2 separate regions of the Homo sapiens genome follow, and region 1 is linked to region 2. Evidence: chromatin loops called from intact Hi-C (ENCODE). Cell type or tissue: left ventricle myocardium inferior. All regions are shown on one strand. Links, peaks and the distances in the headings refer to the core of each region. The heading gives the core; the rest is flanking DNA.

Region 1 (16,183 bases), core at 4,405-12,404, 76 kb before region 2:
CTACAGACATCCTCCAAAAACTATGCAGATTAATGAGGAGAACAAATAAGATTACTCTTAACCCACATCTATATTGGAAGATAATTTACATATATGTGGCTATAAATCTCCGCAAGGAGCAGACCCAGCTTTAGAGCCCCCTTTGGAGTGGAGAATCAAGCAGGGATTTTGTGTAAGAAAAGTGCAACAAGATCCAAGCAGTAGCAGAAAATAAATAACTGTCCCCAGAAGCTGGGCACGGTGGCTCATGCCTGTAATCCCAGCACTTTGGGAGGCCAAGGTGGGCGGATCACGAAGTCAGGAGTTCGAGACCAGCCTGGCCAGCATGGTGAAACCCTCTCTCTACTAAAAATACAAAAATTAGCTGGGTGTGGTGGTGCGCTCCTGTAATCCCAGCTACTCAGGAGGCTGAGGCAAGAGAATTGCTTGAACCCAGGAGGCGGAGGTTGCAGTGAGCTGAGATAGTACCATTGCACTCCAGCCTGGGTGACAGAGCAAGACTCCGTCTCAAAAAATAAAAATAAATAAATAAATACATACATACATACATAAATAAATAAAAACAGTCCCCAGAGTACAGCATCAGAAGAAGAGCCTTCCATCCTAGTAGAGAAATATTGACAATACATTTGAGACTAAGTAAATCTGAGCAAAACAAAGAGCCTTAGAGAGTGTGTGAGCCATAAAAACTTCAGGGAGAGAGCGAGGTAACTTGGAAGGAGGCATCCCTTAAAGGCTTGGTAGTGAAAGAAAAGAAGGAAGAAATATCTGAATTAAGTGTCATCAGGTACAGTATCACGAATCACTAGCATGCCCTTTCTCTTTCTCTCTCTGTGTCACACACACACACACACACACACACACACACACACACACACACACACACAATTCATTAAAGAAACTGAACTTCATTATATCATCAGAAGAGGGCACTGTTGAATTTGAAAATCCAGTAAAGCCTGCTGTCAGCCTGGGTTCCCACAAAAGCAGCTTGAGAACAAGGCTTGCATGCAGAGAATTTATTTTGAGAAGTGATCTCAAGGAATAGGCATGAAGGACTAGAGGAAAGGTGAAAAGAAGGAGGGAAAAAGCAAACCAAGTGTGCATTATTGCGCTAATTATTGTTGTAGGCAACTAGGGCTCAGTCTTGCTGGGAACCCTCTGTAGAGCCATGGAGAATGCAGCATTGTCTGCTCTAGGGACAGAGACGAGCATTTAATCCGCTGGTTCCCTCCCCCATTGGTTCATGTGCAGCCATGGAGGTGGACTGCTTGCATCTCCTTTCAAGAAATAACTTGCTACTTAATTAACTGCAAGAAGGGCGCTTATCTGAAAGCCTTCAGCTGAGTGCCTTCAGGATATGCTGCAGCTTTTGAACCAAAGCCATGCTCTTCTGCGGCAGCACCAGTTAATGGGTGAGCTTGGTGGGGTCCCAGGGCTTTGTCATTTCTGCTCAACATGGGCAATCGTTGTTCCAAAGCTCCGTGTTAAGACTGTGACAGATCTGCTTCACCATTTGAGGCTCACCCCGCCCAACCCTGTGTGTGTCCTTGCCTGTTTTCTTTCACAGGTGTCTGAACTGCATTGTGGTCTGAAGAATTTTCCTACCCAGTCCTGCTTCTCTCCCTCTAGCCCACCTTCTTTTAACCTTTCATGAGAGTTATATCCAAATAAACCACTTGCACTCCTACCTCCCTCTCAGCATCTGCTTCCTGGAAGACTCAATTGATACAGTCAAGGATTACCTAATGGGGGTTAACTCCCTCATACTTCCAGGTTTACACATGCCTCAGAATGGTTGCATAGGCTGTAGGCATATCACATGGCAGTGCCAGAGAAACTCCAGGAAGAGTATGCAAGCTAGGTATGCAACACTAGACGTATGCAATGCAGTGGAAGCCAGATGTGGTCAGCTTATTCCTGTGCCTGGCTGGTCACCTCAGCAATGACTGGCATAAAAAGGGTGAGTTCAGAAGATGTGAGGCCAGACTCAAGAGGTGTCCAATACAACCAAAAAAAAAAAAAAAAAGGAGAGAGAGAGAGACAGGGTTTCATTTTGTCACCCAGGGTGGAATACAATGGCGTGATCATGGTTCATTGTAACCTCGAACTCCTGGGCTTGTGGCATCCTCCTTCCTGCCTCAGCCTCTCAAGTAACCAGGACTACAGGAGCCCACCACCATGCCTGGTGAATTAAAAAACAAATTGGTAGAGATGGGGTCTCGGCTGGGTTGCCCAGGCTGGTCTCGAACTCTTGACCTCAAGCGATCCTCCTGCCTCAGCCTTCCAAAGTGTTGGGATTATACAGGCATGAGCCACCATGCCTGGCCCAACGAACTACCCTTTGTGTTTCAGATTCCTGCCTAACAGTATGTCCAAGCTGTTACAGAGCCTTCAGCAGCCAGACTTAACACACAGATGTAGCAAATAAACTAGAATGTGCACTGCTGCAACTGGTGCCCAAGCTATAACTTATATTCATCCTGCCCCCACCCCCACCACCCCCAGATGTCCCTTTTCCTCAGCTGGCACCTCAATGGGTCTAGTTTGCCTGCCTGGTGTGGTGCTTCAGACCTTAATCTCTGAGGGGTGCTTGCTGGGCCATAAAAAGGATATTCCTGGGTTCCAGATGCACTTCTATTGTGTAGCAGAAACCCTATCTCTTCACGGTAGCTAGGGCCAACCACCCCTACCAATACTGCAACTTCTTTCTTTGCCTGCTGCTCCACTGACACGAGGATCCCAAAATGAGATAGTGGTTATAAAGCTTCATTTTCAGTGGAGCCCTGTGTCTCCCAGTGGCATGCACGGAATCTTTCCTACCTCTCCATCCCTCAGTAAACAGCCAGCCAGGGCAGCAAAATGTCAGCCACCTCTCTTTGCAGAAAAATACTTCCCTTATGTCTAAGATTGGCATTCTTTGGGCTGCTCAAATTTAACTTGAGAGCAAGGGAACCCCACCACATTGGCGAGAGGAGGAGAAACTCTAGTGTTCTCTACTCCTATTGGTTCCCTTTTAGGGTCTCCTTCCTTCCTCAAGGACTCACTACTTTCTCTTTACAGTCCTGAGGTGGGTGGGGAATCTGGATCATCTCGGCCACCCCTCAGCAAACCCTAAGATGGGCCCAGTGCCTCTCTTTAGAATGAGGTAGTATTTATCATCTACTGTTTTTAGTTTTGAGGCTTCAGCACAAATTCTGAGATGACTGGAAATGTCCAGTTTAAAATGAAAAGTTGTTCAACCTCACTGTAGTCATAGCAATGTAATAAGCAATAAAGAAATGTCATTTTTGACTCATATGGTTGGCGGAAATTAATAACAGCAATAACAACCAGTGTTGGGCAGGACCTAGAGCAACTCTACAAAAGGCCAATAAGATGCAGTTATAATTTTTTTCTTTTCTTTTTTTCATACAGAGAAAAAAGGCTTTTGTACCTGGAAAATACCAATTTTAGTTCATTTTTAAAGGGTAATATGCAATATATTAAAGTTTTTATTTTAAAACCTAGATTATCTTAAACCCTTAAGTTAAACCTACAAATTTTCTTGTTCTATTTGCAGATTTATCAATAAAAATAATTTTAAAATCATTGATACTGGCTCTTTGATCAGTGTTCAACTAACTTAAATTTAATGGTTTAAATCCTTCTTAAACACTGACTTCACTTCTTAAAAAAAATCATATTTTCTTAGACATTTACAACTACAACCACAACCACAAATTTAACATATCAGATTTTTCCAGGCAAATGAAACCCCTGTTGTGGCAGACTTAACGAGCAAAATTATTCTCAGCAATTACGCTATTTTTGCAAATTAATAAATCAATCTTGTAATGTGGTAAATCAGATTCTCTTACCCATTTCAAACATTATGAAAACAGGAAAGCAAACAAAGCATATACAAAGCAGAGCAATGAAATTTTAACGATTTCGAAACTTATTACAAATCCCATATAATGCAGCCCACTCAGAAGAAATCCACATCCACTTTTTCATTATCTCTATACTTATTTGTGTACCCATCCAGGGTTATAAATCACTCCCCTAAGCTAGGGAAAAAAATCGCAATCTCCGCAGAGTGATCCAATCCAAGATGCAGGTTAAAAAGATGGCAATTTTACTGCCTGGTGTGACAGATGCAGTATCTGCGCCCTGTCTCTCTATTACTTGCCTACCTGTCTTATTGCTCACTTTTTCTACAATGTCATGTTTCTACAATGCCGTGCTGATGCACCCAGATGGGGTGATCATGTAAGCTAATGAGGCCTCATTCATAGCCATGGGCTGGCAAGTTTACACATCCCCAATTCGTAGTGTCTAACCTCTCTTGTGCACCAAACACCTAAAGGAAAATCCCATGCCAGCACACCCCTTTAGAGTGCTTCTTCCCATTTAGATGAACAAGCCTCCATGGCAGGCTTTTTTATTTCTAAAATTTGACTCTTGGTTCAAAAACAAGTCCTTTTATGGTCAGCCAAGGACGGCTAGGGTAGTGTAACATTGTCATAAATGAATCTTTTGGGAACAAAGCTCTTTCATTTCAGTTAGCCATGGTTGAAACTCATGCATGAACACGTACACCTCATAAATTATGTTGGCACATCATGTAGGTTAGCAACAAATTCTTCACTTCTCCCTTCCCTGTTCATCTGAGGTGCAGTCACTGATACCCTCCTCCTGGCTCCATTTCTTCCTCGTTCCTCCACCTTCCCGTCTGCCTTTTGGGAGGCTGAGAATATGTATTCTTACATGGACCCAAAACTTGGCCACCAGGGATGAGCCTGCACAGGCCCAGTTAACAACCTCATCCTACTGCTGTCTTGCTGGTCTGTCCGGATGTCTAGGCTTCAGTCTCCACTGTCTACAATACACTCCCCTATAACTGAATCCCTCCCTATTATGCTTTGAGTGTGTTCCCCAAATTCCATGTACTGCAAACTCAATCACCAATGTACCATATTGGAAGGTGGGAATTTTGAGAGATGACTGGGTCATGAGGGCTCTGCTCTCATGAATGGATTAGTCTATTCACTGATTAATGGATTAAAGAGTTAATGAATTAATGAGTTATCATAGGAGTGGGACTGGCGGCTTTATAAAAAGTAGAAGAGAGATCTCTTGCCATGTAATACTCTGCACCACCTCTAGACTCTAAAGAGTCCCTTATCAGATGCCAGGTCATGCCCTTGGACTTCCCAGCCTCCAGAAATGTAAGAAATAAATTCCTTTTCTTTATAAATTACCCAGTTTCAAGTGTTCTGTTAAAAGCAACAAAAAATGGACGAAGACACTCTAGCAGCCCCTAGTTGAAGGTGTGATGGGCTTTCAGGTAGGGAGACAGTCCCTTTAGGAAAGGCAGGGAATTCTCTTAGGAAGATGGAGCTTTTGGGTTTGAGCTACAAAATGAACAGGTTCTAGAGTTGCTGGGACAGCCAGGCCCCTACAGGGCAAGGCTGGGATATTGACTTTCAGAGCAGCCCTGGGCAGCTCTATAAAGCCCACCTTCTTCTCCCCTCCACTCTGAAGAGCATGTCCCATGTCCTTCCAGGTGTGCGCTCACCCCTCCTCTTTAATGCTTGCCTTTGTGAGTTCTAACCCTTAGGATCTTTCCCCTGCTTCCTTAGGTAGATGCTTAAGAGATGAACCCACACAAATAATTGCTAGTTTGAGGCGCTACTTCTTCTAAATGTATCTAATCTTCATAAGATATCCACAAAGCCATAGTGTGCCAGACCTTAGGTTTTCTTGTCCAACCCCTTCTCTGTGGACAGGAAAATGAACTCAAAATAGGAGAATCACCTGCAAAAGGGCACAGTAGGAAGGGGTGGAGCCTGATGTGAAAAGCTGGAGCCTATTTAGAGCCTGGCATTTCATTTCTAGGATCTTCTCTACCCGCTCCTAAAACCATACCTACATGTGAAAAAGAATGAACGGTCCCCCAGATACTGCCCTGCCTCACTGTGTCTATTTTTTATTTCCAGACCTCTCCCCTGCATGCCAGACTTACATATCCATCTGTCTACTTGACTGTTCCTCTTGGGTATCAAACCTCACATGCCTAAAACTAACCCGAATCTCTTCTCCTCTCCAAACTTGCTCCTCCCATAGTCTTCCTTATTTCAGTAAATGGCAAGTCTCTCCTTCCAGCCTCTCAAGCCAAACAACTTAATCATCCTTGTCTTTCTCTCACACACCATTTTCTAGCCGTCAGCATATCCTTCAGCTCCACTTTCTATGTGGAGCCTGATCTGTTATGACAGAGGCCACAGCATCCTTTCCTTATATTGCAATCGCTTCCTAAATGGCTTTCTTGCTTCTTCCCGCTCCCTGCTTCTCCCCGCTTCCTTGCATCTCCCCGCTCCCTGCAGTCAATACCCCACATAGCACCTGGGGTGGAAGGAGGACCAGGTCTCTCCCCTCTCATAATGCTTCTGTGGCTCCCGTGTCAGGCAAAAGCTGTGGTTCTTACCATGGCCTACAAGTCCTGCATGACACATAGCATCCTCTGGGGCTGCCTCCCACCCTCAGCCTCCACCTCATCTCCTACCACTCCCCACTCACTCACTCTGCTCCACTGCCCTGACCTTCATGCTGTTCCTCAAACTTGCCAAGCAAGGTACAGACTCAAGACCTTTGTGTGAGTCTTCCCTCTTCTGCAACTCTCTCCCCAGATGTCTAAGGCTCACCCCCTTGCTTCCTTCAGGCTCCGCTCCAACCTCATCTCATGGAAGAGGTCTTCTTGACGCCCCATAGAACATTGTAATAGTGGCCCATCTTCCCCTCACTCCCTTTCCCTTTGCTTTATTGTTCTCCAAACCATTCACCATCTGACACATTTTATATTTACTTGTTGGCTTACTTATTTATTTTCTATCACTTTGCTCTAGAACATGAACGCCATGATGGCAGGGAATTTGCTTTGTTTACTGCTGAACATTTCCCAGCATGTAGAACAGCACCTGGCACTTACTAGATGCGCAATAAACATCTGGTGAATGAACAAAGGAGTGATTCTGTGGCAGACACTGTGGGAAGCATTTTATGTTCATTATTTTATTTCACCCTCACAACAAATTTGTAAGATGAATATCACATTTTTCTGATGAGGAAGTGAATAATCAGAACGATTCAAAACTACAAATAAAAGGTTCACAGTGCTCATTGCTGATAACTGGTAGAGTCAGGATTTGAAATCAGTTCTGATTCAATTGTTTATCCATTTTTTAAAATAGAAGAAGGCATTGCAGGAATTATTCTATTATTTATTGTAATATAAAGCCAAACCAACGGAATAAAACACATTATTCTTCCTAAAAATATTTGCATTTTATTTATTTTTACTTTCTTTTCTTTTGTTACCCAGGCTGGAGTGCACTGGCCTGGTCACAGCTCACTGCAGCCTCAACCTTCTGGACTCAAGCCATCCTCCTGCCTCAGCCTCCCAAGTACCTAGGACTACATGCACGCACCACTACACCAGGTAATTTTTATTTTTGGTAGGGATGGGATCTCACTATGTTGCCTAGGCTGGTCTCAAACTCCTAGGCTCAAGTAATCTTCCTGCCTCGATCTCCCAAAGTGCTGGGATTACAGGTGTTAGCCACCATGCCCAGACAGTGTTTGCATTTTAAAAGATAGTATGGAGAATATGGTAGTGTTGAATCCTTGATGGTGGAATTTCATACATTCAGCAGTAGACCTTCCCCAAACCTTCAAGCCGTATCACATAGGTGCCTCCATCCTCTCTCTGCTCACTCCATCTGCAGCACAGGGTGCCTCACCATGCCCCTTTTCATACAGTCATACTGGAGGAGCATTCCTCTCCTGTACAACATCAGTGGTCACCTAGGTAATGAGTAGAACCCTGGATCTGTACTCAGAACACCTGGATTTGAGCTCCTCTCTACAGCATACTCACCGGGTGACTTGGACAAGACATGACACTCCTTTGAACCCAGCCTTGCTCTGTCGCTTTGTAGGGTGGTTATAGGCTCAAAAGAGGACACCTCAGCAAGTGCTTTCCAAACTGCTGTCACAACGTGTGCTGTCACAATGTGTGCTGTCACGATTACCCTCGATGCTAATTCTGTCTCACTTGGAGCTAGACATTTGCATTTTACCTGAAAACTTTAGTGCTGACAGAGACACATCTCTCCAAGCCTGTTCTAAATTGTAATAAGATCAGCAATTCCATTTTTTCTGCTTCTCCTCTCCTCTTGTGCCCTCTGAGCTGTCTCACACCTTTGCTGTCATTCATACCCACACCCTTTCTTTTATTTCACACACATGATGCACATACTTGCTCGCGCTCTTGGACACACCCAAGTGCACAGAGGTTTTCTTCCCCATCCTGAGTTTTGGACGTGCAGAACTGGCAAGAGAAGGTGGCCTTGTGGGAGAAGGGCAGAACAATTAAGGAAACACCTCAAAGAAGGTAATAACAGCAGGAAAGGGAGCCTGTGTTTGAGGAATGGCTAGCAGGCTGGGGCATCTTTACTGTGTATGGTGGGGGTGGATGGGTGGGAGAGTGCTGGGGAAAGCACAGCTGTGAAGGTAGAGCCTGGTGGTCCTTGATCCTGCATGCAGTGAACTGTGGCTGTATTCATCTGTTTTCATGCTGCTAATGAAGACATACCCAAGACTGAGTAATTTATAAAGAAAAAGACGTTTAATGGACTCACAGTTCCATGTGGCTGGGGAGGCCTCACAATCATGGCAGAAGGTGAAAGGCACATCTTACATGGCAGCAGACAAGAGAGAAAATGAGAGCCAAGTGAAAGGGGATTCCCCTTATAAAACCATCAGCTCTCATGAGACTTATTCACCACCACAAGAACAGTGTGGGGGAAACCGCCCCCATGATTCTATTATCTCCTACCAGGTCCCTCCCACAACACATGGGAATTCTGGGAGCTACAGCTCAAGAAAAGATTTGGGTGGGGACACAGCCAAACCATACTAGTGGCAGAAGGTCTCATCACAGTCATCTCACAGTCCTTCCTCACTCTGTGTCGGGGGCCACTCCTGATCAGGGGTATTTCAGAAATCCATTCAGTCAGGGTTTTTATTCTTGGTTGCTGGATGTATTCTTGCCTCTGATAGAGGTGTGTGTCTTGATGACCCTTGCGCTCTTGGTGGGGCGGGTCTCTATTTCCCATGCTTTCTCACCTCCCAGGAACCTCAGGCTTTCTCCATGGCTTCCTGCTCCCCCATCCTAATGAAGACCATCTTCATTATAGCTGAGGTGTCCCAGCCTCATCATCTGCCAGTCAAGGAACAAGACCTCTCTGAGAGCTTAGCTTCCTGTGTGTAAAATGAAAAACTCACCTCTACTGGTCATTGAGAACAAAGAGAGAATCCCATGATAAGAAAATGGGACTTCCTTTCAGGATGAAGAAAGTGGGAAAGAATGAGGTTCCCACTCTACAATAAGGAAAAGCTGGATAAGCTACAAAGTTACAGGTTTTATGGAGCCCATGAGAGAGGCACCAAGTAAACCAAATTCCAGAGAGGGACGAGACCCTTGAAAGCAAGATCGGACACATACAGTCCCTCCTTTGGCAGAGCATGGGAGAAAGACATGGCTGCCAAACAAGCGAGTAAGAAAAAGCAAATTCTTAGGGGCCCAGGATGGACCAGCATGTCAGCTTGGAATGGCTGGGGGCTTTGGACACAAGGAGAGCTTGTTCTCCCTGGCAAGCTCTTCTCCATGAGCCTCAAAGATTGGAGGCAGGCAGAGACTGGCGAGAGCCTCCTCATTTGCAGGGGAAGGGGGATGGTATAAGCAATGAATAGCTGGGGGACAGGCACACAGCCTGCTTACTTACTTCTCTGGACTCTTTTCTTCTATGAAACAAAAAAGCATGATGCCACTTGGGAACAGGTAGTGAGCCATTTAGAACCATGACTTTTTGGAAAATAATAAAGTAAAACCCATCTTTCTCTGGAGAAGGTAGGAAACCATTTCCCAGGACGTGGGCAAAGAGTCATTGTTGCTGGAAGAGTAGAAGCAAAAAGCCCTTTACTCCTAGGGAAGGCAGGAAACCTTTTGGGTCCAGAATCCTATGCTGACACCAAGAATAGTACTGCACAGCTGGGATGTGGCAGTCCATTTCCACCCAGGAGTAACAACAAATACAAAACAGAGTTTCCCTACCACAATGAGGAGTGCAGGAAGATCAATAAAGCCTCATCCCCAGTCCCAGGTGCTCAGGGTCTACCTAAGACTGAGGCCAGTCCAGGACAAGAGAATCTCCTGCCATACCATGAGCCTAGCACTGAGTAACAAGACCTCTACTGTTGAGGACAGGGGAGTAGCAGTAAGAGAGACTCCCTTCTGTGGTGTAAGCACTCAAGAACAGTGAAACGTTTAGGGGTAGCAGAAACACCAGGAGAAACTCACTAGCACCCCAGACCCACACTAAGCAGATGGTAATGGCATCCTACTGCTAGAAGAATTTGAAGCTCAAACCAGTTCAACTCCTGACTAGTCTAGCTCAACTCCCATCTCCCATTCCTACATACACACTAATGGCCTAAGAATAGAAGAGGCATTTCTATTTCCAGGTGTGCAGGACAGGTCCCCAAATGACCTTGGTTAACCCAGCTCTTCCTCCTCTTGCTTGCAATTTGGAACAATGTTCTGAGAAAGCAATATGCTGAGATAAGAAGTACCTGTCCAGAATAGCTTGGGCTTTGTCCTCATTTCTCCTAGAACAGGATGTCCTACAACACTTGTGCACAGTGATCCAGGTTTCCCCTGGGGAGTGAAACCCAGAATGCCATGATTTTGGAGTCCCTTAGCTTTGGTACAAAGTGGGACACATGCAGATAAGACTCCATCTGCTGTGGACAGCTTTCCTGAGCCTTGGAGGACTGGCTCACCATGGATCCTAGGCTTCTGTTGATTCTTGCTGCCTATTGGTGAGTAACAAGTTGCTTTCTCAGACTTGTGTGGGTTTTCTACCTTGCCAGACTCATACTCTGGTAGCTGGGTTTGTGCAAAACCTCCTGCCAGGTCTATGAATCTTAACAAGTTATAAATATTATTTACCTCAGTTTCTACTGTTCTTCTACACATGAGGTATAGCATTCAACAAAAAAATTGTAAGACAGACAAAATTGCAAGAGAAAACAACCTACCTTCAAGAGGTAAAGGAATCAACAAAACCAGAATCAGAGAAATCCAGACATTGGAACTATCAGACAGAAATTTTAACCTAACTAAACAATATGTTAAAGGCTCCATGGGAAAATATAAATCCATGAACTGGAAATTTCAGCAGAAAAATGGAAATGAGAGAAAATGTCTGCTAGAAATTAAAACCATGATATCAGGGATGAATTCCTCTCACAAGCCGATGAGTAAAGTAGACACAGCTGAGAAAAGAAACAGCAAACTTGAAAGCAGGTCAATAGAAACTATTAAAACTAAAACACAAAGAGATAAATGAATGAAAAAAAAGATCAAAGTATTCAAAGCTATAGGGCAATATCAAATGGCCTAACATATATGTAATTTGAATCCTAGAAGAAGAGAAAGAGGACAAAGTGGAAGAAATATTTAAAGACATAATAATTTTTTTTTAAAAAATGAAATACATGAAACAACAGATCTAAGAGATACAGAGAACCCCAAGCAGTAGATGCACTTTTAAAACACCTAAACACATCATTGCCAAACTGCTAAATACCAAAGACGAAGAGAACATCTTGAAGGAAGCCAGAGAAAATAAACACATATAGAGAAACAAAGATTAGAAATACAACAACCTTCTTGTACGAAGCTATACAAGCCAGAAAAAAAAATGAAGTGATATCTTTTAAAAATTGAGGAAAAAATCCCTTTCAGTCAAGAATTTTGTACCCAGAAAAAAATATCTCAAGAATGAAGGTAAGATAATGACTTTTTTAGACAAACAAAATCTAGGATAATTAATTTCAGGCAGACTTGGTTCTATAAGAAATGTTAAGTTATAAGTTCTTTATGTAAAAGGAATATGATAACCAAATTGAAACTTGAATATAATCAAGGAATGGAGGAGCACAAACAGGTAAACATTAAGATAAATATAAAAGACATTCTATTTGTTGATTGCATTATGAGATATTTGACTAACTAAAGATAAAAAGCATAACAATGCATTGTACAGTTTGTAAAATAAAGTAAACTATATGACAAAAACAGCACAAAATAATTGGAAGGAGAAATTGTAAATATATTGTTGTTTCTTATACTACATATGAACTGGTATAATACTATTGAAAGAAAGATAAGATAAAAAATGTATATTAGCTACCCAAGGCCAACCACTGAAAAAGTTAAAAAGGAGTATAACTAAATGAACTAATAATAGATATAAAATGAAATCAAAGAAATAACTAATACAACCAAAGGCAGGAAAAGAACAAATCAAACAAAGGAAAATAATAGCAATGTGGTAATGTAAAGCCAACCACATCTATAATTAATGTTAAATGATCTAGGACATCTGTTTTTAACCAAGACAGAATAATAGTGACCACATTTACACTCCTGCCAGAAACCAAGAAACTGGACAAAATATGCAAAATGATTATTTTCAGTACCCTGAACATTAGTCAACAAAAGACAGTGATTCCTGAGAGATAGAGAACAAACAAAGTGAGACCTATGATTGCCCAGGTATACTCCTTTGGGAGAGTTCCTGGCTCTGGTTCAGGGAAAGCAAACCCAGGAAAAGCCTAGAATACTATCTGATGAGGAGACAGAGCTGAGAGTCCAGGGAAACTAAGGTAGCTAGGGTTTTCGGTAGAGAGTACCAGAAAGTCAACAACTGCAGAGGGAGAAAACTGAGATCTGCAGAGGGTCTCTCTCAAGTATTCTACAGGATACTGATCAGTGCGTGGGTGAGGGGAAACAATCTGAGACTGAGGAAAGAACTACCCAAAAGGATTAGAGGAAACAGTACACGGCATTCACAGTGACTAGGAATAGTACCTAATCATACCAGCCAGGCTGGAAAACCTCACAATTCAGGGGGCATTGGGTAGAGTACTCCAAAAGATCTTCCTCAGTGTTTAGAAATAATGAGCCATAGTCTAAATATGACTCAGGTCCCACCTAACATATATTAAAAGCAATACCTGAAAGGATCTAACTGTTTCCAAGTAACTTAATTGCATCCCTGAACAAAGCTCAAGAACATTTATAGAAATACAAAAATATCCAGCACACAAGGTAAAATTAACAATGTCTAGCATCCAGTAAAAAATTACAAAACATGAAAAGCAGGAAAATATTAACTAAAATAAGGGGGTAAATAAATAATCTGAAAATGACACAGAATTAATAGTGATGTTAAATTTAGCAGTCAAAGGCATTAAAATAGTTATTCCAAAAAATTAAGTAAAAACATGGATGATATAAAAGAGACCAAAATAAAACTTACTTTAAGGATTAAAAATTACAATGTCTGAAATTTAAAAAAAAAACATTGAATGGGATTAACAACTGATTAGACATTGCAGAAGATGCATAAACTTGCTGGTGATTAATACATTCAGATTTTTTAAGTCTAAAAATTTATCTACTTTGCCTTCATTTTTGAAAGATATTTTCAGTGGATATAAAAGTATATTGTGTAGAATGCTAAACTGACATTTTTTTTTTCAGTACTTTAAAGAAGTTACTCCATTGTCTTCATGCTGGCATTGTTTCTGATGATGAATTTGCTGTTATTCTTCTCTTAGTTCTTCTGTATGTAATGTCTCCATTCCCTGTGCCCCTCATCCCCCCAAATGTTTTTCCCTTTGTTACTGGCTTTGAGCAATTTGATGTTGTTGAGCAATTTTCTTCAAGTTTCATTGAGTTTCTTGAATCTGAGAGTTTATCATTTTCATGATATTTGGAAAGTTGGGAGCCATTATTTCTTCATGTATTTTTTCTATCCCCCTCCTGGGAAACCCCTAGTACATGTATATTATACCCATGACTCACTTTTCAATTTTTTTCTATGTCTCTTTTTTTTTTTTTTTGAGACATAGTCTCACTCTGTTGCCCAGGCTGGAGGGCAGTGGCGCAATCTCGGCTCACTGCAACCTCTGCCTCCCATGTTCAAGCAATTCTCCTGCCTCAGCCTCCTGAGGAGCTGGGACTACAGGCACCTGCCACCACAGACAGCTAATTTTTGTATTTTTTAATGGGGTTTAACCATGTTGGCCAGGCTGGTGTCGAACTCCTGACCTCGTGATCTGCCCACCTCAGCCTCCCAAAGTGCGGGATTACAGGTGTGAACCATCGTGCCTGGCCTTCTCTGTGTTTCATTTTGGATAGTATCTATTGCTATGTCCTCAAGTTTATTAATTTTTTTTCTGCAATGTCTTACCTTTTGTTAATCCTATCTAGTGTAATTTTTATTTCAGAAATTATAATTTTCATCTCTAGAAGCTCAACTTGGATTTTTTTGCTTGTTTGACACTGTGCAACCCCCTTCGCTACACACAGCCCATGGGAAGGAGGCTGGGCAATGGTTCAAGGCTCAAGTTTACACTGGCATGGGTACGCTATGAGGCCCACAGAGAAGGGCCCCCAATGAACCCACTACCATGCTGTTGGGTTTGTTTTATGTCTTTCGTTTCTCTACTTATCATGTTTAATCTTTCACCTAAGTTTCTGAATATATGAGATACAACTTAAGATGACCATTTTGATTTTGTTTTTCTGCTTCTATCATCTATGTCAGTTTTGTGAGTTTCAGTTGATATATTGTCCTCCCTGTTATGGCTCACTTTCTCCTGTATACTTCTTTATATGTTTGGTAATTTTTATAGGATCTCAGTCATTGTAAATTTGCTTTATTGGGTGACAGATATTTGTGCATTTCATAAATATCCTTGAACTTTGTTCTGTAATACAGAGTTATTAGAAAGAGTTTGACACTTTCAGGTCTTGCTTCTAAGCTTTGTTTGGCACAACCTGAGCAATGTTTCAACTAGGGGGCTTTTTGTCCCACTACTGAGGGAATACCTTTCTGATTACACTACCCAGTGCTCCACAAACTGAGGTTTTTCAGCCTGGCTGGTCATAACAGGCACTATTTACATTCCTGTGTGAGTTCTAGGTACTGTTCCCTCTTATCCATTCAGAGGATTCTCTCCTCACACATCTGCACTCAACAGGACTCAGCTGAATGCTTGAGGGGATTTGCTGTGGATTTCCAGGGTTTTCTCTCTCTGCAGCCCTCTCATCTCTGTTACTCTGTCCTGCAAACTCTAGTCTCCTTGGCCTCCCTGAGATCCTAGGCCTCCCTCTTCAAGGCAAGGAGATCAATAGTCTCCACTTGGGTTTCCTCTCCCTGTACAACCTAAAAATTCCCTCTAGACAGCAAGCTGTGACAACTGTAGGGAATACCTAATTTGTTTTCAGTCTCTCAGGAATCGTGGTCTTCTGTTACCTGATGTCCAATTTCTGGAATCCTGTTGTTTCCTATATTTTGTCCTAATTCATAGTTATTTCAGGTGGGAGAATAAATCTGGCCCTGTTAGTCTATTGTGGCCCTCATGTTTTTTTAAAAAAACATTTAAAACAAAGTACATGTTTGAAGACTGTATTGTTAAACTTAAAAATATAAAAATATTAAGATCCAAACTTAAAAACATTTGTAATTAAAATTAAGAACTTTGTTTTATTCTGTAACTTACAATTTATTTGTCTTTCATATTTTCACCTGGGAGGGGAGGAAACAAACAAATAATGCTGCAGAGGAATTTTTTTTTTTTTAAGAAAAGGATAGGTAGAAAAGTGGTGGTGAGGATTGGACAGTGATCATTAATTAGGGAAAGAAAGAGGAATAAAGAAACAACAAAAAGAAATCTGCTGGGCAGGGTGGCTCACGCTTGTAATCCCAGCACTTTGGGAGGCCAAGGAGGGTGGATCACCTGAGGTCAGGAATTTGAGACCAGCCTGGCCAACACAGTAAAACCCCATCTCTACTAAAAATACAAAAAATTAACTGGATGTGTTGGTGGGCACCTGTAATCCCAGCTACTCAGGAGGCTGAGGCAAGAGAATCACTTGAACCTGGGATGTGGAGGTTGCAGTGAGCCAAGAACATGCCACTGCACTCCAGCCTTGGCAACAAGAGCAAAACTGCATCTCAAAAACCAACTAAAATAAAAAAAGAAAGAAAAGAAGAAAGAA
Region 2 (16,183 bases), core at 3,924-11,923:
ATGGCCAAACTGAAACTTTATGTAACAGATGGTAACATCTTCAGCACACTCTATGTGTTGTTTTTGGCCAACATTTTAATTGCCACCGTTCTTCATGCCCTTCTGAGTTCTTTTTCCATTTCCACTGACCAGATTGGGGTTTAGGGAGATTCCTCTGCTCCCTTGCTTTGGACATAGTGAATGTGGAGCCGGGGCACAGTTCACCCTCCTGGGAAGTGACCTTTAGGATTTGTGTGTGTGTGTTCCATAGGGGGTGGGTAGACAACACTGACAGATTGGGTACTAGTTTTCTGCTCTGTTTCCCACCCTCGTGGTATTAACACTATTCTTTCACTGTCCTTTCCCCAAAGGCCCCAGTAACAATGCCACTGGCCAGTCCCGGGCCATGATTGCTGCAGCTGCTCGGCGCAGGGACTCAAGCCACAACGAGTTGTATTATGAAGAGGCCGAACATGAACGGCGAGTAAAGAAGCGGAAAGCAAGGTATACTGCCCTCCTGATGCCAGTACCCTCTTACAGACTTTTAAATTTTTATTTTATTTATTTATTTATTTATTTATTTAGAGACAGAATCTCACTCTGTTGCCCAGGCTGGAGTGCAGTGGCAAGATCTTGGCTCACTGTCACCTCTGCCTCCCAGGTTCCAGTGATTCTCATGCCTCAGCCTCCCAAATAGCTGCGATCACAGGCGCCCACCACCACGCCCGGCTAATATTTGGTATTTTTAGTAGAGATGGGGTTTCGCTATGTTGGCCAGACTGGTCTCAAACTCCTGACCTCGAGTGATGTGCCTGTCTCAGCCTCCCAAAGTACTGTGATTACAGGCATGAGCCACCATGCCCGGCCTCTTGTAGACTTTCAATCTTTCCTTTCTTACCACTAGAATGAGGTTTCTGTTTAAAAACATGACCTGCTGGGACACCTTTGGAGTGCACCTTGCTCCAGTGTTTCTCAAACTGAAGCCTGTATGAATATCACTGGGAGGGCTGTTCAAATACAGGCAGCAGGTTCTGGGCCCTGCTTGCAGAGACCCTACCCAATAGGTGTGGAGTTGGGCCCAAGAAATGGCATTTCTAACAGATTCCTGCGTGATGCTGATGCTCCTGGCCCCCAGCCCATACTTGAGTGGGTCTGTTCTGCACCCCTGGACCCTTGCTGGTGTTCACCGTCAGGTCATATTCACTGAAGGGGACAGAGGTGCATTCCATCATGTGTGCTGTGCCTCTTCCTGTTTCCCAGGGGCTGCTGGTGTGGGTGGCTGGACCAGGGAGCACGCAGCTCTGCTTCTTTGTAGGGCTGCTTCTGCACCACCAGCCACCTCTCTCTGTACAGAGCCTTTTATAGCCAGTCGGAGGGGCCTCAGAACTCTTTTCATCTAACCATTGCAGAGATGAAAAAAGGACTAGTGCATTTCCCAAGCTCATTGGTGGCAGAATTCAGAACAGAGTTCATCTCCCAGTCCTGGGGCTCCTTTCCCCCAACCCCTGGGGCCCCTGTTCCACATGTTATTTTTGCTGTTGCCTTTCTTTCTCCCTTCCTCCCTCTCCACTCTCTGAGGGACAGCTAAGGATGCAAGCAGCGTGATTGGGCCTTGGGTATGTTGGCAGGTTGGGCCGCAGCAGGGTAGACAAGCGTCATTCTGTTCTCACACCCTGTGGCAGGCACCATCCTGATTACTTAGTGTTGCATCACCTTCTAGGCTGGTGGTTGCAGTGGAAGAGGCCTTCATCCACATTCAGCGTCTCCAGGCTGAGGAGCAGCAGAAAGCCCCAGGGGAGGTGATGGACCCTAGGGAGGCCGCCCAGGCCATTTTCCCCTCCATGGCCAGGGCTCTCCAGAAGTACCTGCGCATCACCCGGCAGCAGAACTACCACAGCATGGAGAGCATCCTGCAGCACCTGGCCTTCTGCATCACCAACGGCATGACCCCCAAGGTGCGCTGCTCCGGGCGGGCTCTGCCACCGTCATCCTGGCTTGTCACTGAGCTTGGCCAGTTGAATTATAGCGTGTTACTAGAAGTGATAAAATCGAAAGGCATCTCTAAAACTCAAGTAATAAGAATTAGTGATTCTCACTTATTTTATGTTATGTTAGTACAATTGTTTTTTTAAATGTGCCTTTCGAAGGCCTCTGGATTCTAACAGAGGAGAGAATTTCGCTTGGAGGACAGTATGGAATAGTGATTGGAGACAGTATGGAATAGTGATTAGGGGTGCATTGTGGACTCTGGAGCTGAACTGATTCATTCTAACCTGGCTCCTCCACCAACTAGATGCATAACCTTGGGCAGATGGCAATAGCTCTGTGCCTCAGTTTCCTAACCTGTTAATTGGTTAGGATAATACTAATAACTATCTCATTTGTATGTTTTGGGAACTGAAAGAGCAGGATACACATATAGTGCAACATATAAACAGAGGTCCTTATAAAAAACAGCTACCAAATGTTACACGTGTACCACATGCCAAGCTCATCTACTCTCTACCATGCGATTTACATGCCTTGTTGCCATATTCAATGTAATTCTTACACAACAACCCTGTCAGAGAGATATTATTATTATCCTCATTGATACAACAGCAAACAAGTGTAGAGGAACTGAAACAGTTAATTCATGTGAAGTGCTTGAAACAGTACCTGTCATATGATGAGGATGGACTAAATAGCTCTATTTATTGGTAAAAAATAGAATGGCGTGAACCCAGGAGGCAGAGCTTGCAGTGAGCCAAGATCGCACCACTGCACTCCAGCCTGGGCGACAGAGCGAGACTCCGTCCAAAAAAAAAAAAAAAAAAAATGCCATCAGGCATTTTGGGTGTTACAGAATTAGTTTTACTGAGTGGTCTTTTAGATTATGATATTTAGGACACTTTAAGAAGTGTTACAAGAAACAGCCATGTATCTAATAGAGAGTTGTGGCCAAGGAGGCAAACTAGAGTAAAGATACAGCAAATGACTTCTCTACAGAGAAGTGGGTTCAAATCCTGGCTCCACCACTTAATTGTTTTGTGACTGTGCACAAATTACTCTACCCTCTATTAGATATATGGCTGTTTCTTGTAATATCCCTAAAAGTGTGCTAAATACTGTAATCTAAAAGACCGTTTGGTAAAACTGACTCTGTAACACCCAAAATGCCTGACAAAGCCATAGCATTATTTTTACCAATAATAATAATAGCAATTTAGTCTGGCCTCTTCATATGACAGGTACTGTTTTAAGCACATCACGTGAATTAACTCTTTCAGTTCCTCTACACTTGTTTACTGTTGTATCAATGAGGATAATAATAATATCTCTCTGACAGGGTTGTTGTGTAAGAATTACATTGAATATGGCAACAAGGCATGTAAATCGCATGGTAGAGAGTAGATGAGCTTGGCATGTGGTACATGTGTAACATTTGGTAGCTGTTTTTTTATAAGGACTTCTGTTTATATGTTGCACTATATGTGTATCCTGCTGGTTACATTGTCAACCAATAACTACCCTTAGGAAAGCAATGTAGAAATAGTAAGAAACCAAAAAGTTTTCTGTATTGATTCACTAATCTCTCTCCTAGGAAAACTATTTCCTACAATCATATATACACATGAATATACACAAAGGTGGTGTTTTGCAAAACAATCTGTAATCCTCCACAATGGAAATAATTTAAAACATAACAGTGGCTTATAAATTATGGTGTATCACCTGTTGAATCATGAAAGAATCTGTTAGAATAGTAAGTTACAAGAAATAGAATGCAGAAACATGTGAATACTGTGGTTGCAAATGAGGAAAATATGTCTGCAGGTATAAAATGATGGCTTGTACCATGTAGAACCAAAACAGTTGTTTTTCTTTTTACAAGATTTTAGAAAGTTTCCTGGTTGCTTTTTGTTTCATTTAAAAATTTTATACTTTTCTGAATTAAAAATAATAGCTGTTTTTGGTATAGAAATCCAAACATTAAAGAAAAGTATCATGCGGAAAATGAAGTTTTCAGCCCCTGCCCCAAAACAGTTTTTACCGATAAGGAGTTGGTATATATTCTTTCAAATATATGTAGATGTTTTTTAAGCTGAAATGGGAAAACAAAACAGAAATTGGGTCATTGCTCTCTCTTTCTCTGTGTGTGTGTGTGTGTGTGTGTGTGTGTGTGTGTGTGTGTGTGTAAACCACAGGCACACGCCACCATGCCTGGCAATTTTTGTATTTTTGTATTTTTTTGGTAGAGACAGGGTTTCGCCATGTTGGCCAGGCTGGTCTAGAACTCCTCAGCTCAAGTAATCTACCTGCCTCAGCCTTGCAAAGTGCTAGTATTACAGGCCACCACCCCGGCCTATATATATCATTCATTAGGTAGATAGATAGATAGATAGATAGATAGATAGATAGATAGATAGATAGATAGACACATAGATAGATACATAGATAGATACATAGATATATACATAGATAGATAGATAGCCTATATATTATCATTCATAGATAGAGATTTACATACTACATCTCTCTATACAATGTATATTATCTTTCTCTATATATATGTAGAGAGATATAGATATATAAAACTTTGCTTTTTTTTCTTAAAGTCATCCGTTGGCTGTCTTTCCAAGTCAATACATACAGATCTTACTCATACAGATATAACTACAGATATAACTCATTTCTGGTAATAGCTACGTCTTATTCTACCAAATACCATGATTTATTCAACTGATTGTCTGTTGATGCACATTTGGATTAAGAGTTTTCATTAGTGAAAGCCAGGGGCTTGTTGTATTTGTTAATCAGATTTTATTGGCACAGAGCCATGCCCTGTTATTTATGTATCACCTATGGCTGCTTTCACTTTGCACCAACAGAGCTGAGTAGTTGTGACAGAATATGGCTTGAAACGCTGAAAATATTTACATCTATGGAAAAGTTTGCCAACCCCTGGTTTAAACAGCATTGTGGTGAATACTTTTTTACATATGTATTTGTACAAGTATTTCTGAAGCCTAAGTTTCAAGTAGAGGAAAAGCCAGGTCAGAGTTGTAGATCCTACCAAATTGCCCTCCTAGGGGGTGTACTTTTGCATGCTTTGCCTCTAACATCTGAGATTTTTTATTTCCCACATACTCGGGAGCATTGGATGTTATTTTTTAAAATCATTGCCTATCTAATAGGAGGAAGTTAGTTTTTAATTCTTCTAATTTATATTTCTTCTTTTTTTTTTTTTTCTTTGAGACGGAGTCTCACTCTGTCACCCAGGATGGAGTGCAGTGGCACGATCTCGGCTCACTGCAAACTCCACCTCCCGGGTTCACACCATTCTCCTGCCTCAGCCTCCCGAGTAACTGGGACTACAGGCGCCCACCACCACGCCCAGCTAATTTTTTTTGTATTTTTAGTAGAGACGGGGTTTCACCGTGTTAGCCAGGATGGTCTCAATCTCCTGACCTCGTGATCTGCCTGCTTCAACCTCCCAAAGTTCTGGGATTACAGGCATGAGCCACTGCGCCCAGCCTATATTTCTTTAGTTAATAATGTGATAGAAAAATTTTTATATGTTAATTTTCCAATAATGTTTATTCTATAAAATTATTGTTTTAGTTTCATTTCTCTAATTGTTATTTTCTTTTTCTTATGATTCATAGGAGCTGTATTTATATTAGAAGTGTGGGAGTATGCAAGGCCTTACTTTTCTGCCTTACAATAGATGCTCCACAGATGAAAAAAATATATACCTGGCAGTAGCAGCAGGGTGTGAATAAAAGAGGATACCGGGCCGGGCGCGGTGGCTCACACCTGTAATCCCAGCACTTTGAGAGGCTGAGGCAGGTCAATCACCTGAGGTCAGGAGTTCGAGACCAGCTTGGCCCACATGGTGAAACTCCGTCTCTACTAAAAATACAAAAAAAAAATTAGCCAGGCGTGGTGGCGCATGCCTGTAATCCCAGCTACTCAGGAGACTGAGGCAGGAGAATTGCTTGAAACGGGAGGCGGAGGTTGCAGTGAGCTGAGATCGTGCCATTGCACTCCAGCCTGGGTAACAAGAGTGAAACTCTGCCTCAAAAAAAAAAAAGAGGATACTAGTTAAAAACTGTTCTTCGCCAGGTGCAGTGGCTCACGCCTGTAATCTCAACACTTTGGGAGGCCAGGCAGGCAGATCACTAATGGCCAGGAGTTCAAGACCAGCCTGGCCAACATGGTGAAACCCCATCTCTACTAAAAACACAAAAATTAGCCAGGTGTGGTGACACATGCCTCTAATCCCAGCTACTTAGGAGGCTGAGGCAAGAGAATCACTTGAACCCGGGAGGCGGAGCTTGCAGTGAGCCGAGATTCTGCCACGGCACTCCAGCCTGGGCAACAGAGTGAGACTCTATCTCAACAAAACAAAATCTGTTCTTGACTCTGTCTGGGACCTGATTGATATATCCCAGTATGTTTCTATCTGTATTACTGGCTCATTTCATTCTTCCTTCCCCTCATGGCTAAATCAGTGTATTTATTTGATTTAATTCGCATGCTGTCAAACTCCTAGTATGTGCTAGGCACGTTGGAAATTCAAATTAAAGAAACAAAACATACTTCCTGCCCTTCAAGAGAGTGAAGTGTAGTGTGGGGAGCAGACATGCAAGTCAGCAATCACTTTGAAAGTAAAGGGTCACACGAGAGTCAGTGATTACAGGAGCCTGAAGGAGGACATGTTAATCTGCCTGAGAGGTTCAAGAGAAGAGCCTTAAGAAGATTTGAAGGGCAGGGAAGAATGAGCTGAATGACAGTGTTTAGCTGGAGGAACAGCACATGTATCAGAACTCCATCGAGCCAGGTGCCACTGGAGCAGAGAACTCAGGAGAGGGAAGGGGGCATCAGGCCTGGGCATCCCCTGGACTGGCCATGTGCACACTTAGCCCAACATGGAATAACCATTGCTTGCTTACCATGTCGGGCATTGCTGTGAGTGCTTTTTGAGAGCTAACACTTTCATCCTTACGGCAGCCCTGTGACTTAGGTAGTGTCATTGCGTCCACTAATAGAGAGTGTAAATGACTTGTGCAGAATCACTGCCAGTAAATGGTAGCGCATGCGTTCTTATTCATGCAAGTATATGCAGCTTGTATTTCCTGACTGCTCCTTTGGGCCCGACACAGCCCTGGCCCTGAGAAACTTTTGGTTCAGGAGGAGGAAGACATGGAGAAACACATCAAGTAGGACCATACCCTAAGAATGGAGTGATGCAGCCATGACGGCTTCCAGCCAGACACTGACACCAGCCACCCCATTTTCCCTCCCCTCTGTGGGTACCACTATTCTTGCGCTTGGTGGATAGTAGGTAAAGGGGAGTGAGGAAGTCCAAGAAGTCTTCCCTCCCCAGTAATGACTCAGTTGTGAGGGTCTGATGGGAATTGAGTGTGATGAGCTGGGCTCTGGTCTAAGCTGGTTTATTTGGAAAAAGTTCTTTATAGATGTGAGAGTGGATAGCCGCCTGGCAGTACTGCCCTTAAAACAGGCTGTTTCTTCCCTAATGGCCTTTCTCCTCTGCTTCCAGGCCTTCCTAGAACGGTACCTCAGTGCGGGCCCCACCCTGCAATATGACAAGGACCGCTGGCTCTCTACACAGTGGAGGCTTGTCAGTGATGAGGCTGTGACTAATGGATTACGGGATGGAATTGTGTTCGTCCTTAAGTGCTTGGACTTCAGCCTCGTAGTCAATGTGAAGAAAATTCCATTCATCATACTCTCTGAAGAGTTCATAGACCCCAAATCTCACAAATTTGTCCTTCGCTTACAGTCTGAGACATCCGTTTAAAAGTTCTATATTTGTGGCTTTATTAAAAAAAAAAGAAAAATATATAGAGAGATATATATCTATGCCAGAGGGGTGTCTTTTTTAAAAATTCTTCTTCATTGCTGACTGAAACTGGCAGATGATTGACCAGTATCCTTTGACCATCTGCACTTTATTTGGAAGGAAGCAGGGGCTGTCCACCCTGAAAAAGAGTGACTGATGACATCTGACTTTTGTCGATGGGACTTCTCAAGAAGCCATTCCTTGGAGCTTCTGTTACAGCTGTAAACCAAAGTGGAGCTGGTGCTTCTTGGGAGCCTCGCCTTACAACTAATTCCTGCCTTTCGTCCAGTACCAAGTCCCCCGTTGCTTCTGGTCAGCCCACTTGTAGACTTCCAGGGGACACATCTTTATTCTGTTTCAGGAAACCAGTCACGACACGTCCACATATGTATTTGTGTATGTTAATGTCCAGTATCACATCACCCATGAAAGTCGTGGGCAGTTCAGGAGATACCTGCCTTCATCTTTGTTCTTTGTTGCCTTAGGTTCTTCAGAGAAAGATCACAACAAAAAATGTACACTGTCGTTTACAGCTATTAAGTGATTTGATTTTGTTTTTTTCCCAAAGAGAAAACCTACCTGCCCTGTTTCTGATCCCACCCCTCTGCTGGCTTGAAGCAGGTAACCCTTTCCCAGCCCTGCAGCTGCCCACCTGGCCTCCATGCCATCCTGCCCCCACCTGGCTGGCAGCCCTGGCTCTCCATGTGTGCCCTCCGGCTCTGTGTGAAGCCTCAAGTCAGTCCCAGCATTGTTTCCATAGGGAAGTGTGGGGTGCCCAGCAGGTAAAGCACAGGGAGAGAGGGCAGTGGGAATGCCACCTTTAGGCTGCAGCAGGAGCCCCACACTGCCCAGTTTTCCTCCCCACTGTTCTACACCAACCAGGGGAGACTAACACTGTGACTCTGGGATTGGCAGGTGCAACTTGGAGCCACTTAATTTCCTGGGGACGTAAGTTCTTCCCAAGCTTAGAGCAAGCTGCCCTGCCAAAGGAGACCAAACCATGCCAACCACGCTGGCAACTGCTGCTGTCCAGTCCCTGTGTTTTCTGACCACCGTCACTGTGCAACTCATCGCCTCTGCCACTTAGGACCAGGAAAGAGGCTGGTTTTGCTCCCACTCTTAGTTGCTGATAAAGTGGGGAGAAGGAAAATGGACACTCTACAGAGTTTGGGGAAGGGAGAGTAGGGAGCCCATCTTGTCCAGAAAGATTCATCTGTGGTCTGTCTGTTAAACACAGCTGATTTCAGTGGGCTTTCCCCTGGCCCTGGGGGAGCAGACACTGACTGGGTTGTGGGCAGAGGAGCCATCCTGGCGGAGCCCTGCTGCAGGGGAGCTCCTTCAGGAGCCCCATCCGGACCTCTTGCACTGGGCTGCCTTTGCCTCCATTTGCCTTCCTGTATCTGCAACAAACCTTTTAAAAGTGTTCACTCTTGCTTTTTCCAGTATTTCGGTAATCAGCCATCTTGCTGTAGTACAGGATGACATTGTCGAATGCTCTTTGTATGTGTGCACACCCCCTTACTCCCTTACTGCTTCATACACTCCACAAGTGGTACAGTATTTTGTGTCATTGTAAAAATCAAAATTGGCTTTGGATCTTTGTAATACACCTGTACCTGAAAAAGTAAACAACATTCTTCAATTACTAGCCTTCAGCTTGAAAAGACATGCTGGAGAAGAAGGAAGGGGGAACCCATAGGTGTGGCGTGGAGCCAAGATGTACTATTCAACTATGTGTTTCTGTTTATAAAAAACACATACCATGGAACCATGGTGCTTTTGTTCTTAGTTTTTGCCGTTAGATCCCTTCAAACTGGAAGTTCCTTACAATATCTTTCTCAGGAAATATTTTGGGAAATGGGGTAAGAGATGGCAAGTGTGAGACGGGCTGTGTCAGAGGTTGCTACGTCATGGATACAGTGCAGTTCCAAGTGCCATAAGTGTATGTACATATAGTTAATAATGACACTGTTCATCACCATTCTAAAATACTGTTCTTCCAACCCTATCTTCAATGACCAGTCCAGAAGGGGTTAAGCTGGATTCATTTGCTCTGGCATGTGCATTCCCAGCAGGGTGAAGAAAGGTTTAAATTAAAGAATTTATTTTCTCTCTCCCCCTTCCTCTTTCTCCCAGTCTTTGCATAGGAGAATGTTAGACATTCAGAAATTACTGTTTCTGTTTTAAATTGAGTATTGATTTTTTTATATTGACTTTGTATTGAGTTCTTTTTGAAAGAATAACAAAATAAAATGCAGGATCTTTGTAAAGCCTTTGCACTTTCAACCTCTTTATAGCTTGAGTTACTTTTGCAGTGGGAACAATGTAAATGACATTTAAAAGATTTAAGGTTTCAGAAAGCTGCATCCCACAATTGAACACAATGCATTTTTATTTCAATTCTTGGAACTGGTAGGCTATTCTTTTTAAAAGGGGGTAAACTTCGCCCTAAGGCTGGTAGAATGTATGTTCACATTATAGTAGACAGGATTTCATTTGCCTTATATGTTTATAGATTTTTTATAATTTTCATCCTACGTTATTAAAATTAGAGCATTGAGTGTTAAAGAACTTAATGAGGAGTCTATATCTGAGATTGCTCTCTTCCCTGGTGATGTTTTAACTGGTAGATAATTTGTTCTTAAATATGTACTTTTGAAGATAGGACAGTTTTTATAGTCCATGAACTGAATGTTAAAAAGTTCTGTATGCATTCTCAGAGAGGATTTTAAAGCTATATAGTTCATCCATCCTTTGCATTATCAAAATGTTAAGTCAAATCTGTAATACTTTGGCTAAAATTCATAAAGTAAGCCCTAGAGAAAATACTTGACCACCAAATTTTTGCCCAACTATCATCACCTCCCTTCCCCCGCCTCTGTTCTTGCCTTTTGACATCTACATGGAAGACAAGTTCTTTACAGCAAATGGTAAGAGGCAGGTGACCTGGTGTGTTTGCTGTGTTGTAGTTCATTGCCTGGGGCTTGGGACTCCTTTTTTAATGGAGAGACTAGCTGTGCAGGTGTGTGTTGGATAGGGATAAAGTGCTCACCCCTGCCCTCTCTACAGTAGTTGGTGGTAGATTTCTCTCTCATTTTGCCTCATAATCACTTTCGAGTGCATGTATTTACCTAAGGGCTGTAGCTCTGTGGGATGCTACCAGCATATTGGACTGACAGAAATTGATTACCTTGCCACTCCAACCTACGTACTGAGTGAGTGCTCCAGCCACTCAGTGAAACCAACAAAAGTGAGTCCTTGGTTTACCTTCCAATCTGGGTCCTGCTGTGTAAGTATCCCTAAGTGGGGATGCATATTTGTTTGTGCGTTTTTATTTCCATATATGTGAGCATTTCTCTGAGTGTATTACCAGACGGATAGCACATTTATATGTCAGACATCTTAACATCTGTGTTATCTGTAGCAGGTGTGTAGCTCAGCAGATACGTGTCATTGTGTATATAGCTGAGTGTGTGAGGGTGTCTGTGTTTCTGCAGTCCCCTGTGTTTGAGAGATGACTTAATAACCCTGTGTTTTGAGAGGTCGCTCTAAACCAGTGACTTTTCCCTCCCCTGCTTTATTCCTTTCCCTCACTGACACTGGCTTCTCCCGCTAGAGTAAATGGCTTTAGCACAGCACTGTCTTCTGGGGAGCCTGCTGTCCTGCAGGCAAGTCCATTAAACTCTTTCTTGCTTTAGGACTCTGAAAACAGCAAGAAACAAACAAACAAAGGTCAAGCTCTAAGAAAATTACTGCTCAAACTTCACTACCCTGGAAGCCTTACTAGATATTTCTTAAGGTAACTTAAAAATTGGGCTTTATTTTTAAAAAGTGATAGGTTACTTACAGTAGCACAGAAATGTTAGCATATTTATTTAAATAGTCCTGCAGCAGAGACCCTGCGATTGTAAAGTGATTTAAGTATTTCTGGGTAGTGTTTGTGATTTACGGATTTGTTACTGAAAAACAAAAAAATCACTACTGTGAATTTACTACTATGTAACCTTGTGGTCGTATTTCATTATAAATAAAATAAGAATTGCTCTTCTGCCCACCGTTCTTGATTGGTATTCAGTGCAGTAGCGAAATGAGATAGTTTAGACACTGTTGAAATAACTGCATTGAGCTTTAACCAAGTGTATGCTCAGAAAATTCAGTTTTGGATCACATTTTGACAAAACATGTTTTGGTCAAAGAAAGGAAAGGCTACTAACACATTTATCAGGTAATGTATGTCACAGTCCGTGTTCCACCCAGCCTTGTTATCCCCACATTCTTTCAAGATAGGAGTCATCTTGGTTTTTCGGGTGAAAAACGGAAGGTCAGAGAGGAAGGGGCTTGTCCAAGGTCTCATGTCTGGTTAACAGAATTTCAAACTAGATGTTTGATTCTAACCCCTCAGTCCACTGTACCTTGAAGTATGGTCTAAATGATTCGGCACTTCTGGATGTTGAGGAAGGACCTAGAGACACATCCTTGAACTAGAACCTGGGGTGAGAGTTCATTGGGAGGCAGGATCTCTTCTTTCACTTTGGATTTACACCTTGTCCCTTGGAAAGCTTCTCCACTATGCTAGCAAATATCTTAGGATATTTGATGGAAAGAACTTGAGAATCCCTTCTGGAAAACCCAGCCTTTCAGTGTTAACACCTGCTGCAAGACAGGGATGCTGTTGTTCTGGCAGCCCCCCTTTGCTTTTGCCTGGCCCCACCTTCTGCTCCCACTCTGCTGGCTTGGGCAAGATGCGTGCCTTGGGCCTTGGGTGCAGGGAGGCAGGCAGGGGCTTGACCTGGCCTCTCTCTGGTGCCATGGCAACATTATGCCCCAAACTTCTTCCCTGGTTGGAGTGAGAGGGGCTGTCCACAGCCCCATCCTGTGGGGATCTCAAGCCGGAGTCCCTGGCCTGGCCTCCTTGACGTAGGTGTTCTCAGCAAGCAGTTTGCATCCCACCGTCTTTCTCACACTTGCCCCCAAGACTTTTGACAGAGCAGACGTAAAACAGGACTCAGAAAACCATTTTTCTCTGTTCCCATATGTAGTAAGTTTTGATTCAGTTGTGCATAAACCATAGTTTTCTGCCCTGCTGTTTGCTTTCAATGGAAGACAGTAAAGGGAAGATGGTGCTCACATCTCTCCATGTGACATCTCATTAGGAATTAAGATGCGATGGATTAGAAATGTAAAACTTCAGAATAAAATTAAATTTCAGGGCTCTATAAGTCCCGTTTTCCCAGGTCCTGTTCCGTTTCTACGTAGATAACCCAATTTGTTTTGTCTATGAAATAAGCCTCTTTAGTGGGTTGTTTTAGTCTCTCCAACAAAAGAGCAGATTCCTAAAGCCAGGTGCAGCACTGTGAAAAGTTTCTTTCAATATGGCACCAAGACTCTACCATTTATGTCTCTCTCAGCTTACAAACATCAGCGTTTTGTCCTTGTCATAGTGGAAGAAAGACACTTACTTTAAGCTTTGGGGACAAAGGTGACAAACCCCAGGCTTTTATCTTAAAAGTGTCTTTGGCACTTCTTTTGGCACTGAAATGGTATTTGGGAAGCATTATTTGAATGTACAGTTGTTTGGTTTTGTATGTGCTTATCTTTATCTGAGCTTTCACTTGTAGACATGGCCTTTTGTTGTGAAGTTGCTCATCATTTAGGAGTGTTTAATTCTAAAAAGCCTTCAGCCTAAGAAAGCTTCATCTGTGGGGACCAGAGACTTGTTGCTCAGGGAGTTAGTGATGGGACTTGGGCATCTGATCTGCAGGTGACAAGTTTAGTTCAACTGAAGTTGTAGGGAATTTAGACAGTTGCACATCATTGCCGTTCTAGGGGCCTTGTAGAAAGATGAAACAGTTGTTTTTCATTTACCAGCACCTCTCAGTTATAGAGGTAATGGAACATTCGCTTACTTTTCATCATCATTCTTTAAAAAGGGAACATACAAAAATCTAAACTATGGCAATAATTTATTTTTATAATAGTTTACGGTAGGCTTTAATTAAATGGCAAACTCCTCTGGGACCCCTAAGTTATGGCGTGATTAGCCAAATTTGATTTCCAACAGTCATTTATGGCCATAACTATTGCATAGAGTGCAGGATGCCAGCAAAGATGAGGGTGGGGGCAGATACTGGCTCAGTGATTTAACTCACATTATAGATGACCCCTTCCTCAACAGAAATGCTACTGAGAGAACCAGAGAGGCCTGGGCCAGGCAGGTCTTATTTGAGAGGAGATTATTTGATAATTGCTTTGGTTAGAAGGACTTTACATTTCCTGATTTCAAGTCCAGCACCAATTTAGAAAGTTCAGAGATGAAACCACCTGTCTTTACCTGACAGAGTCATAACGGTTTGTGTAAAAATGTGGTCAGGGACCTTTTTTGTTCTTTCTGATTAGTTAATACTGTACATTGTAACCAGGAGGGGCAGTTTTGCCAACCAGCCTCTGCTCATGGTCACCATATGTGTATGACAAGGCCTGAGTGAGTTCCTGCATAAACTGGGTAGTGGGCTCTTTTGACACATTTGCAAGCATGTAAATGAATGAATGACACTACCAGCAACCATCTGTACAGGTCCATTTACTTACATTCATAAGGTTTATGCTATGAAACTTCTTCTCATTGTGATGTCAGTAACAGAGTTAGTGTCTCTGATGGAATAGTGTACCTGTCACCCAAGTTATTTTGTTCCTTTTTGGGTCCTCCAGTATAATCCCCCCCTCATCCCAATTAACTGTAAAATGTTTTACACATCACATTTTTTATACTGTAAACTTGGAAAATAAACTGAAATATCAAATTGTGTCTTGTTTCTTTTCTTCATGTGATTATTTCAATCTAAAAAGTTGCTTACTTTTTCAGGGACATTTTTCACTCTCGCATAATTTTGAGACCTTCAGAATTTCAAGACAACCTGTCATATTTCTATAAAAACCAAGACAATTGTGATGGATTGGGAAAGTAGAATTACCATTGTAACAAAAACTACTAGTTGTCAATCATTTTACAGTGAAGAAAATGTTTTGAATAGATAACTAAAAATGAAATCCTCAGGCTCTAAAACATGGAGATGAAACAGATCTTTTGAGTAAACCAGCAAGTGGAAAGGTATTTGAGTCAAATAAGAAGACAGAAAAGTAACAGACTTTGGGTTGATGTGGGAGGTGAATATTGGATTATTTTCCTGAGTGGCTTGGGAATTCAAGTTAAATTATCAACTGATTTTAGATAGGTCTATTTAAAGGAAATTTGATTATTTGCAAAGAAATATGAAGCCTGTTTTCCGCTAACCTCAGTGGTAGAATTTTGACAGCACACAATCAAATTCTTAGCTATTGCATGGACAGAAATTAGAGAAAGCAATTGACTCAAAGATATTCATTGGTTAGATTATTGATAAGCTGTTTCTTTGGGCCATTAAGCAAAATGTACACAATTTATATCTACATAAGTAAACCCTGCTAATACACTTTGTGCTATCATTTGGATATTTGTTCCCACCAAATCCCCTGTTGAAATTTAATCCCCAGTGCGGCAGTATTGAGAGGTAGGGTCTAAAGGGAGTGATTTAAGAACTTGAGAACTTGGGTCATGGGATGGATCTTTCATGAATAGATGAATGCCCTCTCTGGAGGAAGTGGGGTGTGAGTGGGTACTCGCTCTGTTAGTTCCCTGGAGAGCTGGTTGTTAGAGGCTGGCACCTCCTCTCTCTCATGCTTCCTCTCTCACCATGTGATCTCTGCACACACTGGTTTTCCTTTACCTTCTGCCATGAATGGAAGCAGCCAAGGCTTTCACCTGATGCCCAGTATTGCAGCCAGCAGAATTGTGAGCGAAATAAATATTTTTTCTTCATAAATAACCCACTCTTAGTTATTCCTTTATATCAATAAAAACAGACTAAGACACCTTGTAAGCTCTGTTACCCAATAGTGCTGGGGAATTATAGGTATTCTAGTTAATCAATTATTCATCCACCAACTCAATAAATGAGTATCTACTTTGTGATGGGCAAAGCGCTAAGTGCTAGGGATTCTAAGATAAATTCCTTGCCTCTAAGGAGCCTGCAATTTAGTGAAAGGACAGACATGCAAATATATGTTATACCTTAAATGATAAGTGACATGATCCAGGGATGCACAAATCACAGGGGGGAAGGGGCACCTTCAGGTCACCTAGACAATTGGATAAATGGTGCTATCACCCACCCAAACTAGGACTCCATGAAGAGGAGAAGATGTTTAGGGGAGAAGGCAATGAGTTCAGGTTTTGTTGTGTTGAGTCTGAAGTGCTTGTACAACAACAAGTCAAGATATCCAGAGGCAGTTGAATGAATGTGTCTAAAAATAAGGCAA

What was found. A loop is a pair of places that touch in the nucleus more often than their neighbours do. Peaks named below come from ENCODE experiments on the same cell type or tissue, not always from the same donor. Only the 100,000 strongest peaks of a DNase experiment are listed, where the experiment ranks them.
Region 1: it touches region 2 in a loop (2.2-fold over the local background); 73 of 110 quality-filtered maps call a loop at or near these places.

The regions. Positions count from the first base shown.
Region 1 is chr1:115,607,413-115,623,595 of GRCh38, forward strand. It overlaps LOC124900438 (small nucleolar RNA SNORA42/SNORA80 family), which reads right to left and starts at 14,593; the gene lies at 14,460-14,593. In left ventricle myocardium inferior, for the core only: no CTCF peak of the experiment used is centred there; no DNase peak of the experiment used is centred there.
Region 2 is chr1:115,683,594-115,699,776 of GRCh38, forward strand. It overlaps VANGL1 (VANGL planar cell polarity protein 1), which reads left to right. Exons shown (of 8, transcript NM_138959.3): 6 at 351-483; 7 at 1,700-1,934; 8 at 7,526-14,628. The coding sequence ends at 7,786. Among named protein-coding and RNA genes, the nearest start is that of VANGL1, 50 kb to the left of the region's middle. RefSeq lists an enhancer at 12,619-13,118. In left ventricle myocardium inferior, for the core only: no CTCF peak of the experiment used is centred there; a DNase peak (open chromatin) is centred at 8,828.